Linked DNA regions of Homo sapiens: all the other regions are linked to region 1. Evidence: chromatin contacts called from ENCODE Hi-C or POLR2A ChIA-PET data. All regions are on one chromosome and are shown on one strand. Each heading gives the region's core, a stretch centred on a gene start or an enhancer-like site at or near the end of the contact. The rest is flanking DNA. Distances are from core to core; before and after follow the strand shown. Region 1 has its middle 15 kb from the start of EML6. Region 2 overlaps PSME4 (proteasome activator subunit 4). Region 3 overlaps PSME4 (proteasome activator subunit 4).

Evidence for each region. Hi-C counts contacts between places; a loop is a spot of excess contacts on that map. ChIA-PET counts read pairs that join two places held with the same protein, here RNA polymerase II (POLR2A). Pooled maps may share reads with other maps.
Region 2: a loop to region 1 is called in a map of B cell, with 2.5 times the contacts of the local background. The contact joins two enhancer-like sites. A Hi-C loop is called at or near these places in 2 of 168 maps with a recorded cell type or tissue (B cell and PC-9) and 2 of 50 pooled maps.
Region 3: a map of CD4-positive, alpha-beta T cell shows a loop between it and region 1 (4-fold over the local background). The contact joins two enhancer-like sites. A Hi-C loop is called at or near these places in 5 of 168 maps with a recorded cell type or tissue (CD4-positive, alpha-beta T cell, CD8-positive, alpha-beta T cell, PC-9 and 1 more) and 8 of 50 pooled maps. POLR2A ChIA-PET finds 5 or more read pairs at or near these places in 1 of 52 experiments (activated T-cell).

What each region holds. Positions count from the first base shown.
Region 1 is chr2:54,706,933-54,710,952 of GRCh38, reverse strand. No RefSeq gene overlaps it. Among named protein-coding and RNA genes, the nearest start is that of EML6, 15 kb to the left of the region's middle. Within about 2 kb of position 1,557, at least 11 of the 41 ENCODE cell types and tissues checked have a DNase peak (open chromatin) inside an H3K27ac peak, as active enhancers do.
Region 2 is chr2:53,939,889-53,943,832 of GRCh38, reverse strand. PSME4 (proteasome activator subunit 4) reads left to right here. Exons shown (of 47, transcript NM_014614.3): 4 at 3,833-3,877. Among named protein-coding and RNA genes, the nearest start is that of PSME4, 29 kb to the left of the region's middle. Within about 2 kb of position 1,877, at least 2 of the 41 ENCODE cell types and tissues checked have a DNase peak (open chromatin) inside an H3K27ac peak, as active enhancers do.
Region 3 is chr2:53,912,522-53,916,807 of GRCh38, reverse strand. All of the region lies in intron 20 of PSME4 (proteasome activator subunit 4), which reads left to right. Among named protein-coding and RNA genes, the nearest start is that of GPR75-ASB3, 55 kb to the right of the region's middle. Within about 2 kb of position 2,972, at least 3 of the 41 ENCODE cell types and tissues checked have a DNase peak (open chromatin) inside an H3K27ac peak, as active enhancers do.

The DNA of each region.
Region 1 (4,020 bases), core at 308-2,807:
GAGTGCTTTCATTATAGTTTCATTATTATAAATTATACTTTCATTATTAAATTATAGTTTCATTAAAATGAATCAAGTAAGATTTTGGTTTATCATTTTCTCCAATGAGAATAGGGAGAAAGTGTAGGGTGATGGTTAAGGATTTGGGCTCTGGAGTCAGACATCTCCATTCAAGTCCAATTCTACCATCTGGATATGTGACCCTGGGCAAGTTATTTATCTCTTAACATCTCAGTTTACTTATCTTTAAAATAGGCATGGATAATAAAACACATTTCATAAATATGTTGTGAGAATTCGATGAACTGGAGAATGTATGTAAAGTGATTATAATACATACCACATAGCGTTATGGGATCCTTGGAGTGTCACTTGGCCATCCAGAAACCTCTGTGGCCAGTGGTACCTTTGCTGGGTTTTGCTCTGGCCCTCTGGGCTCATTCCGCCCACTCTGCCTGGAAGGTTACCCTTGGCTCGCACTACTGGCCTGGATCCCACACCTGCCAAGGGCAAGTCAGGCGTGGAGCAGCAAGAGGTGTGGGCGAGCTTGGGGTCCGGCCACTGTGCGCAGCCAGGCACTCCAGCTGCAGCAGGGTGGGCAGCTCCAGGTGCTGGCTCCAGAGCTGGCTCCCCGCAAGGCTGCTGCTAGACCAGGCGTACCATAAGCAACTTCCACAGCTGACATCAGGGAACATGGTGATACCCAGAAGCTTGGAGACGCCAGAAACTGCAGAGCCCTAAAGAGGGTGTCACAGACCTGGCTCGGGGAGCTCCTAGGTCTGGGATCCCTGACGGGCTGCAGCTCTTCTTTTCTTCTCTCTTCTCTCCTTCTTGTTGCCCGCAACGTGGCAAGCAAAAGGCGTGTTTCAGCCCTGTTTGTGTTACAGCTCTTTTAGCCCCACCATTTGACGGGTCCCGATTTCTTGTCCTGGGTGTCCAGGAAGAATGAGGTACACGGACAAGTGGAGGATGAACAAGACAAAGAGGAGCTTTACTGAACAACAGAACAGCTCAGAGGAGACCCGCAGTAGGTAGCTCCTCTAGGTAGCCAGGGTTTTCCCAATGAGTGTTCAGCTCTCAGCAGAGAAGGGTAGGTCTTCTCTTTAGGTAGGTCGTCCCATCGTCTCTTCAGGTCTGGCTGAGTCCGTGGCTTTTTATGGGCCTCAGAGGGGAGGAAGTGTGTGCCAGTCAGTCCATTAGCAGCCATGGACGGCCCGAAAAAAGCACCACAAGTTCCCACTCTGATCACGGGACCAGCAGCCCGGCCGCCAGACTTCAGACCTTCCCCGGATGGAAGGTGGGGCTTCACCAGGGACCTGCCTGTTTCCCAGGAGCCTGTCTGATCCTGCCGCCTTTATGGTGCCCAGGCGGTTCCGGCCCAGGGGCACCAGCAGGCCAGTGCAAAGCTGCCCTCAGCCCCTGCCGCGGCCTCCCTCACGGGCTTATCGGTGCCCAAAGCCCAGAGGAGGCTGAGGCGGCAGGGGACTGGTGTGTCAGCGCTGCCCTGAGTGTGCGCACACCCAGCTGGGCTGCAACAGCACCTGGGCTTGGCCCCAACCTTGCTCCGAGATCAGAGTGAGCAGCAGGAGCTGGGAGAAGCCAGGCAGCAGGAGCAGACACCTCCAAGGCTGCGGGGGTAAAGGGGGGCCTTCCTGGCCCCCAAGAGTGCGGAGATGCCTGGATCCGCAGCCGCGGCTAGGCGGCTGTAGCTGCACCTGGGAGGGCAGGGCTCCTGCCTGCTCCCGGCCCCCAAGAGCACAGGGAGGCCTGGGTCCACAGCCACGACTTGGGCGGCTACAGCTGTCCCTGGGAAGGCGGGGCTCCTGCCGACTCCATGGAACACAGCATTGCCACGGGCCCAGCTCCTCCTCCAGGCTCCTCTCTGCCTGTCCCTCCATGCCCCACCGTACTGCTCCCCTGCCAGTGGGTGAATCGGCCTGGCCCCACCATGGGGGCTCCCAGGACGGCAGGCTCCGAGGGGTCTCCCAGGGGTGGGCTCCAGGGTCTGCTAGCCTCCTCTCCGCATTTTGCCTGCAGCAGCGGTAGGCAAGGTGCAGGCGGCGCAGCAGCCCCTGCAAACTCTGCACAAACAAACCCGACGCTCTCAGGCGGCCCCATGAGTCCTGGTTGTGCCTTCAGCTGGGGGCTCGGGGGCTGCCAAGACGTGGCGGGAGCAAGGTTGAGGCCCCAGTGGAGGTCCCAAACCTGGGAGTGGGTCCTGCCCCGCTGTGTGAAGGTGAGGGTGGTGCAGTTGGCTGCCTCAGGAACGCGGGGCACAGGGGACGTGGGGCACACCCACCACCGCCACTGCTGCTCCTGCAGCGGCTCCTGCCACCACCGCCTGCGCCTCCCCACTGCAGCCAGCGTGGTGGCAGCGGCTGCTCCGGAAGGCCCACCACTGTCATCAATAGCACTCCAAATATTTATTATTAATTATAGTTGCACAACATCAATATTTAAAATATCCTCTCAAAGAAGACTCCCAAAAAATGTAAAAGGAGGATTTAATTATGCATGAGTCTGTGTGATTGCCTGAGTTACTGTTACTGTGTTTTTAGTTTGCCTGGCCATGAAAGTTTTCTGATAAAATTCTAGAATGTATTAGAACTAATTCTGCATTAAACTAAGATTTCTTCACAACCTTAAAAGCATCAACATTGTTTAAATGCAAAGACTTTAATGAGCTAAATAATATGTTACAAGTTCATTAAATTGCTACCATTATGCAGCATAGATGAATAAATTTCCAAAATTGCACGCAGAAGGGACAGTATTATGTCATCAATGAATGGTAATATAAAGGCCTCAATATCACATAGTTGGGTTCTAGAGTGAGGAAAACTAGAGAAACGATTATCCAAATAGCTTGACACCCAAAATTCTGTATTTCTGAAAATATCCACTTTACTAAAGGGAAGGAGACTAAAAAATTTACTCTTTTGAACCCTGCTGCTGGTACCTGCAAATACCTAATTTTCTATATTAGTGAGGTTTTTGGTTCTGCTGTCTAAAGGTGAACACTAAACAGAATGACATAGATTTATAGAGCTAGGGACACATGAAATTAAAACAAGACCTGGGTTTAACCACAGCTCTAACCACTTTCCTTGCAGCTTTGAACAAAGCAGTCAATCTCTTTAGGTTTCAATTTACTAAACCATAAAATGAAGGAGTAAGACCAAATGATCTTTGGGATCTCTCCCACCTCTAAAATGTTATGGCCAGTTCATTAATAGCATTAGTTTGATATGGGCAATATATTTTCATGAAGTAGTATAATTCAGTCACACATCATATATTAGATCCTGCTTCAAAGAGTGGGGAAAACAATGTGGAATCAGTGCAATTCACTCCTAATCTAGGGCTCTTTAAAAAGAATAGGGCTGGGTGTGACAGCTCATGCCTGTAATCCCAACAGTTTGGGAGGCCAAGACAGGTGGATCACCTGAGGTCAGGAGTTTGAGAACAGTCTGGCCAACATGGTGAAACCCTGTCTCTACTAAAAATACAAAAATTAGCTGGGCATGGTGGTGTACGCCTGTAATCCCAGCTACTCAGGAGGCTAAGGTAGGAGAATCACTTGAACCTGGAAGGCAGAGGTTTCAGTGAGCCGAGATTGCACCACTGCACTCCAGCCTGGGCAACAAGAGCGAGACTCCATCTCAAAAAAATTAAAAATACTACAATAAAATAAAGAGACTTGGCTAACCTTGTGAATAAACTCAAAACAATTGAATTTTACCTTTTAAATGGTAAGGTTTATGGCATGTGAATTATATCCCAACAAAAAATTACATTAGAAAAAATATTATGCTCATCCTCAAAGAAGGAACATGTGTAGCCTAAAGAAGCTTAAATAGTGATGTGGATCAAAGAGTACAAACCTTTAGATAACTGAACTAAAAAACCTTGAACAGCAATTTAGCTAGGCCAGCAGTAAAAGCTACCCTTTACTAGGACTGGCTACATAATTTACATGGCCCAGTAAAAAATGAAAATGCAGGACCCTTGTTCAAAAAT
Region 2 (3,944 bases), core at 628-3,127, 770 kb after region 1:
TTTGCTGTTGTTGCCCAGGCTGGAGTGCAGTGGCACAATCTGGACTCACCGCAACCTCCGCCTCCCGAGTTCAAGCGATTCTTCTGCCTCAGTCTCCTGAGTAGCTGGGATTACAGGTGTGCGCCACCACACCCAGCTAATTTTTTGTATTTTTAGTAGAGATGGGGTTTCATCATGTTGGCCAGGCTGGTCTTGAACTCTGGACCTCACGTGATCCACCCGCCTCGGCTTCCCAAAATGCTGGGATTACAGGCATGAGCCACTGCACCTGGCGTATTTATACCTTTCTTTATGGTGAAATTATCTTGGCCCTAATTTTGAGTGAAGTGGCAATGAAAAATGACTACTTACTAGTTTAACTGAGCAATCAATATTAGATTTTGAAGATAAGATATGAGATGGATAATGTCTAACTAACTTACGGTGGATTTGTTTGGGTGTAGAGAAGGCAAGTATAACTGACTTCTAGATGAAGTGCCTGGCACAGGTTTAAGAAAAAGAAATACTGTATAAACAGTTACCATTAAATTATAAAGGGATGAAGGCAGATATATACAGAATAGTCCATCATTACAGTTAAAACCAGTTCATTTATGAAAAAGCAAATATTATTCTGAAGTTAAATTTTAGTTCAAGAACTGTCAAGTGAAGCTGCAAGTACTTCTGGCTATGAGCAGCCTAGTTTACTCTCATCTTGAATATATCATTTGCTATACTTTTCCCTGGTTTAGAAGTGAATATTGTCCTGGTAGAGCCAAGGGGGCAGGAGGCATAAATCTGCAAGTTTATATGGTTCACTGTCTCAGTAACTGGAGGCGAAGACTATTGGTTTTCCTCAGGCTTATCTGTTAGTATTTGACATTTACTTTGTTAATGGCATCATAAGGAAATCGAGGTCCAGAGAGGAAAATTCACACAGAATCATTGGTTGAAACTGGAACAAGAGCTTAAGAACTGGGACAAGAACTCTCTTTTTACCCTTAATAATAGGGTGGCAGTTGGGGAGGAATTTCCTATTTTGATGTGATTTCCTAAATCATAAATTAGTAGCTACTCAGAGGCAGTAAGAGCAAAATAAGCACAAAAGTTTAATTCTTAAGGAAATTGAGAATACAATTTATTATGGCTAAGTATGAAATAATAATTAACATTTATTATCCTTAATTCTGGGCCGTATACCTGCTTTCTATACCTTATCTCATTTAATTTTTGTAACAGCTTTATGAGAGGTAGGTATTATTGCTTATATTGATGAGAAAACAGCTATAATATAACTAGGAAGTAGCAGAACTGATACTCAAATTAAGATCTGTCTGACTCTAAGGCCAAACTGTAAACCATTATATGCACTACTGTGGCTTTCTTTTTCAACCTGATGTATCTTTTTAAAGAGGAAATAGGGTATAAGAAAACCCATCCAAAGCTTAGTTACTCTGTAGATCCCTTTTGATTTTAAAAAAAAAAACAAGTGTTTTGAATTGTTATCACTTTAGTATTATACATTTCCAACAGTTGGAAAGTATTTAGTGATTATTCACTCCCTCTAAAAATTAGTGAAATGTAGTCTAGTAGCATCTAGCCTTAACCTTTTATTTTATTTTTAAACAGAAACATTGTTCCCTTCATCTTGAGAGATTACAAGAATCACAAAAGGTCACTATACAGATATCACAGGTTAGAGAGATTGTACCCTTTTCTGGATAAACATCATAAATCCAATGGTACAGGCCTTATATTTAAGAAGGGGTTGAAATTGACTTTATTTAGAGTAACTAAATTGCATTCCCACATACCCTAATCCTCTAATAAGTGAAGTGACTCTATCAAGTGTTATAATTAACTTCCTATTCTTCTGAAGCGTGAAGGGAACTGAAGAAAACATGTAGCTTTGCAGCCTTTTATGACTTGCTTTCTAGAATCGTTTATGACATTATGCGAAAGTATATTGGTATAGCAAGGTCGTATGTGAAAACAGCAGGTTTTCTGTGTAGCGCAGAACCAATAAAATAAATGTAATATTAATGAGAACACAAGCATTAGTACTGATAGAATTATGTATCTTATGCTCATTTTCATGGATAAACAGTTTACAATTTTAGAATTACCTTTTAAAAATCTTCATTTAAATTGAGTAATTTAGTTTAAAACTAGATGACTCTTTAAACCTTAGCTGTTAATTCTATACTTTGTTACTAAAAGAAGACCCAAGATCTGTGCTTTTTGTTACTCTGATATAAAATGTTTATTATTACAAATCAATAGACAGATAAGTATAAATATATATGAGCAGATAGCCTTTTTATAAGCACTTTGGAAGTGCCCAGAAATAAAAATCATAGCTGTGGTCTTCAGGGAGCTTTAAACGTAGTTGGATAGAAGTTTGCCCTGTTTTTTTTTAATGGGCAAACTTAGATTTTCTCTAAACTGTGTTTTTGAATTGCTTAGCCTTTTCATAAGAAAAAGAAGAACCTCCCTCTCATGATCAGAGACAGTGCTTATTGATGGCCTTTTGGCCATGTAGTTTCTTTTTTATTTTAGAAGTCATCTCATGTGTTGTAATCTAGTTGCCTCTTCAGTTAATTTTTCTCTGAGTAGTTTTGAAATTAAAGAGGATTTCTACTGCTCCAAGTAATGAGATTATAGTTTTCCTCTCTTGGTTATATAATATGTTGATTATTTGTGATGAGTTTGCTCTCTGTTATTCCTTGGAATTTCTTTGCAGATTAGTTCCTAAACTTTCAGAGAAGTTGGATAGACTTCTGGACTTAAGAATTTCAAAAAGCTTAATAAGAAAGTGTCAGGTGGAGACATTGCCTGAAACTTACTCCTTTCATATATATATATATATATATATATATATATATATATATATATATATATGTATATATATATTTATATATGTATTATATATATATTTAAATATGTATTATATATATTTAAATATGTATTATATATATTTAAATATATATTATATATATATAAATTTTTTTGAGATTTGGGGAATTTTATTTTTACTTGTACATATCATACTGTAAGTAGTCACACACGTATTTTAAAATTCCAGCTCAAAATTATCTAGTGCTCCATTGTTTATATTGTTTGTTTGCATTTGACCGCTTGACTATGATCTAGTAAATATTTAAATATTCCATTCTGGTCACGTGTTTAAACCAGTACACATTGGCCTTTTTATTAAAAAAGAAATGTGGATTATAAATTCATACACACATTTTTATGTTGGTCTCCTGTATTCACTTGAGGCAACTACATGTTGTAAAGTAAGTTATAATTTTTAATGTTACTCGACTAACTTTATAAGTATCTGCTCAAAGAGATGCTATTGTTCTTTTTGATAATTGTTGCTGGCCTTAAAGTGCCTGGGAGGGTTATCGAACTCTCATCAATTGGTTGTGAAAGCTAATTTCTGATGGAAACACCCAGATTTTGGTCTGTCTGCTGCTTGTGTTTTGATGTAAAAGTATTTTAGTAAAAATTATTTGAAGTTTTAAGCCACTGTGTTGATAAATATGGTGTGTGGTCATTGCTGCCTACCTTGTAAAGACTGAAAACAATTTGTTCTTTTCCCAGTGTAACCTTTTTTTCCCTTTAGTTCATACCAGAGACAGCGAAATGAGGGCAAAGGAAAGAGTAGATTAAGGAGTTTAGGTAGTTAATCCTTGCAGTTCCGTTTGTATGAAAGGGAAGGCTCAATTATTACATGTAAACAAATAATACCTGAATGTGTGAGGTTATCTTATAGATATTTATTAATTGAATTAGATATGTTCTTAAAATACACCAATCTAATTATCAAATGGCTTTCCCCCCCCAGTTCTGTAGAAAATATTCTCAAAACACTCGTGAAAAGCTGCCGACCGTAAGTAGCTTCTCAATTTATAAAGCCTCTTGTTGTTTCTGTGGGCTTTTCCACATCTTTAGTATGG
Region 3 (4,286 bases), core at 1,723-4,222, 800 kb after region 1:
TTATTTTGGCAAAGTATAGCTTTTTACATTTATTTCCTATGTGTAACATTTTTACTTTTTTTTAACAGATGGTTAATTTCATAAAGTACCATAAAATAAAATAGCCTTTAAAATTTCTAAAATGCTTATTTTAATATAGGTTAGTAATTGTTCAAATCTTCTAAATCTAAATTGATTTGAAAAAACTAATACAGTAATTCCAATAAATGGTCCCATTGTTCTGTGATACGAATTCATACTGCCTGGTGTGAAGAATGAATATCTGTAGCATGATTTATGGTGATTATCAGCAGATCAATTTGAAACTAGTAGAGAAAGAGAATTAACTTAGCACATTAGTTGCTCCATAGGAAATGGGAAAATATACTAGGTCAGGGAGAAAATGAAACACATAATTGTCATGAATATTTTAGTGTAATGTCTAAGATGTCTGAGGAAAATATCTATTGTTAATAACAGTTTGGCTGTGGTATTAGGAGACAGGAGACATTATGCATTTTCTGAAATACCAGACCAGTTTTTAGACGCACATAGCAATTCATAAGATTTTTTTTTTTTTTTTTTTTGAGACAGAGTCTCGCCCTATTGCCCAGGCTGTAGTGGTGGGATCTCAGCTCACTGCGACCTCCACCTCCTGGGTTCAAGCAATTGTCCTTCCTCAGCCTCCTGAGTAGCTGGGATTACAGGCATCCGCCCCCACACGCAGCTAATTTTTGTATTTTAATTTTTTTTGAGGTGGAGTTTTGCTTTTGTCACCCAGGCTAGAGTACAATGGCACTATCTTGGCTCACTGCAACCTCTGCCTTCCGGGTTCAAGCGATTATCCTGCCTCACATTCTCAAGTAGCCAGTATTGCAGGCGTGTGCCACCATGCCTGGCTAATTGTTTTTTGTATTTTTAGTAGAGATAGGGTTTCACCATGTTGGCCAGGCTGGTCTCGAACTCCTGACCTCAAGTGATCCACCTGCCTTGACCTCCAAAAGTGCTGGGATTATAGGCATGAGCCACCACATTCAGCCTCATAAAATTCTTTTTTTTAAACATTTAAACTTATATAAATCTTAGATAAAATTCTAGCTGCTGTAATTTTTTTTTGTCAGATTACTTAGTATTAAGATTGCCGTGTGTGTATTAGTAGTCTTTGTCTTCTGGAAGAAGAGTACAGTGATAAAAAAACAAAACAAACAAAAAGACCCTAGAAGCTTAGTTTACTTCTTTTTTTTTTCTTCTACTTTAAAAAAAATATAGAGAGACAAGGTCTCACTATGTTGCCCAGACTGGTCTGTGAGCTCAAGTGATCCTCCCACCTGGGCCTCCCAAAGTGCTAGGATTACAGGTGTGAGCCACCACACCAGCCTTTTTTTTTTTGAGATAGAGTCTTGCTCTGTTGTCCAGGTTGGAATACAGTGGCACAGTCTTGGTTCACTGCTCCCTTCATCTCCTGGGCTCAAGTGATCCTCCCACTTCAGCTCCCGAATAGCTGGGACTATAGGCGTGGGTCACCATGCCCAGCTAATTTTTGTATTTTTTGTGGAGATAGGATTTCGCTTTGTTGCCTAGGCTGGTCTCAATTTCCCGAGCTCAGGCGATCTGCCTGTCTCCACATCCAAAAGTGCTGGGATTACTGGCAGGCATGAACCACCACGCCCAGCCAAAGCTTAGGTTACTTTTTAGTTTTCCTGTGAGAATGTCTAACTTAGTCCTAATAGGGTATGTGGGATGGTCTTAAAATCTCATTGTTCAGGGAAGTGGCTACTAAATGGGAAAACCTGTCTTCTGTGCTATATTCTTATATTAGAGATTGACAAAAAATAAAAAGCCAAGTCCTAAGCATAAAAGTAAATGATCTACCTAATGGTATCCACTTTGGGGATGCCATGTACCTTTGGGCCTTTAGCAATATAGGGTTACTAAATATCTTTTTTTTGGAAACGAAGTTTCACTCGTTGCCCAGGCTGGAGTGCGGTGGCACAATCTCAGCTCACTGCAACCTCTGCCTCCCAGGTTCAAGTGATTCTCCAGTCTCAGCCTCCCGAGTAGCTGGGATTACAGGCGTGTGCCACCATGCCCGGCTAATTTTTGTATTTTTAGTAGAGACAGGGTTTCACCATCTTGGCTGGGCTGGTCTTGAACTCCTGACCTTGTGATCCACCCGCCTCTGCCTCCCAAAGTGCTGGGATCACAGGCGTGAGCCACTGCGCCTGGCCACTAAATATCTTATACTTACTATAAACTTTACAGTTTCAAAGGATGGATATAATAAAGTAATTGTGGGTAATTAAGGATAAATTTTTTTCTTATTTCGTACTATTGAAAACAGTTTGAATTTTTAACAGTTTTGTCAGATATCACAGGTTGTTGAATTAATCTTAAAATAGGACCTATTTTGCTCTTGGAACCTTTAGATAATGTTTTAAGAGAAATATTTGTGGTATAGTTTATACTCATAATTCTACCTTTATAGATGTGGAAGTTGGATTATGTCTTTCCAGAGTCACAGGAATTTTGGACCCTTGCCTTTAATCCTGAAATCATCATTAATTTTTCCTTTTGCAGTCCATTCTCTAAATAATCTTTTAGGTCTAACCAGCTATCACAGGATGCAAAAAACTAACATCTAAAAAACAGGGTTACTCAAGGTAGAGGAGTCATTTTTCATCTCAAAATATTCCTTTATTTTGTGTCCCCTTTCCTCTGATAGATTTATTACGTCATTTTTAGTTAAATCATCCTTAGGATCTCAGCTTTTACTAACTTTTCGCTCAAAGAAATTCATACTTAAGGTCTAATAGTGAGACCATTTCATTGATATGTGAAAGGATGTGTTGCTTATGCAATGAGGGGCAGGGCTAGCTAACCTCTCTTGGCACCTCCAGGAAACTACCCAGCTCTGCTGGGGGAGCTGCACACAGAAAAGGAAACAGTTACTACTCCACGGTGAGTAACCCTGTTTTCTCCTTATTTCACCTTCTGACTGTTTTCATTTATTTTTAAAAGCTTATGTGTCAGACTTGGAAGTAGTTCCTGTTTTCAGAGTTAATTTAAAATCTAGCAACATATAAGATTTCTCTTTATTTAGTGACCCTTTGTTCACTGGCAGGATAAGAGCCAGGTTTTCATTTGTGTTTATAGTTATTATTGCTACCTAGGATTGAATTGGATAATAGAACACAAAAATAGGCCTAACTGTCTCTTGTGAGACATTTGTACTTTGAAGGGAAAAAATCTATTAGTGGCTTGGTTTTACATCTTTTATGTTTATTTTTATTTGGAAGGGGAAGGGTTATTGGGAAGATAGGATGTTCTTTCACTTATACACAGGAAGAATTTTATATTATTGTTTACAGCTGTTTCATGACAATTCGCCCAGCCTTCATTTACATATGTGATTTGTATTATATATTTTGTTTTTGTGTTATTAGTTATTTCTTTTTCAGCATCCCTTCTTTCCTACCAGTGATTCTTTTCATAGTCCTGCTCTAATCATATCTAAAGAAGATTCCCATCTAGTGGTACGAATACTATAGTTGTTGAAAATTCATAGGTCCTTTTTTAGTGGTACAAATATTTTAATACATTTTACTATATGTTAGGTGGCCTGGTACTATCTAGAAGCTATGAAGCAGATTTAATTTTATTATTATTACATAGAGGGTGTTATTTACAGTATGTTGTGCTGGAATTATTTTTTTGAATTGTATTGTTCCTTAGGTTAAATGATACTATGGTTTGTAAAATGAACTAGTGAATGAGTAGGATGGATTTCACATGAGGAAGGGAGAGGTAGTGATGGAATTTGATTTGACTTACATATTGTTAACATAGCTTTTAGTCAGAATATAGATCTGTAAGACAGTGCCTTAAGACTATTCACTTAAGATTATGTGCATAGCTAAAAGCTACCAGAACAGTTTAATATATCACAGATTACATCCTGGGCACAATGAGATCTATAATGTCACAAAGAGATACAGTCATGATATTTTACTTGGGTAATGGGTAGAGATTTCTTTTAGTAAAAAATCTTCTAAAGGTCAGAAGAGGTAGGATACTATGGCTCATGCCTGTAATCCCAGTGCTTTGGGAGGTGGAGGTAGGAGGATTGCTTGGGGCCAGGGATTTGAGACCAGCTTGGGCACCATAGCGAGACCCTGTCTCTACCAAAAAGTAAATAAACAAAATTAGCTGGCGAGGTGGTGTGCACCTGTAGTACCAGCTACTCAAGAGCCTGAGGTGTATGTGAGTCCACTTGAGCCAGGAAGGTTGGGGCTGCAGTGAGCCATGAT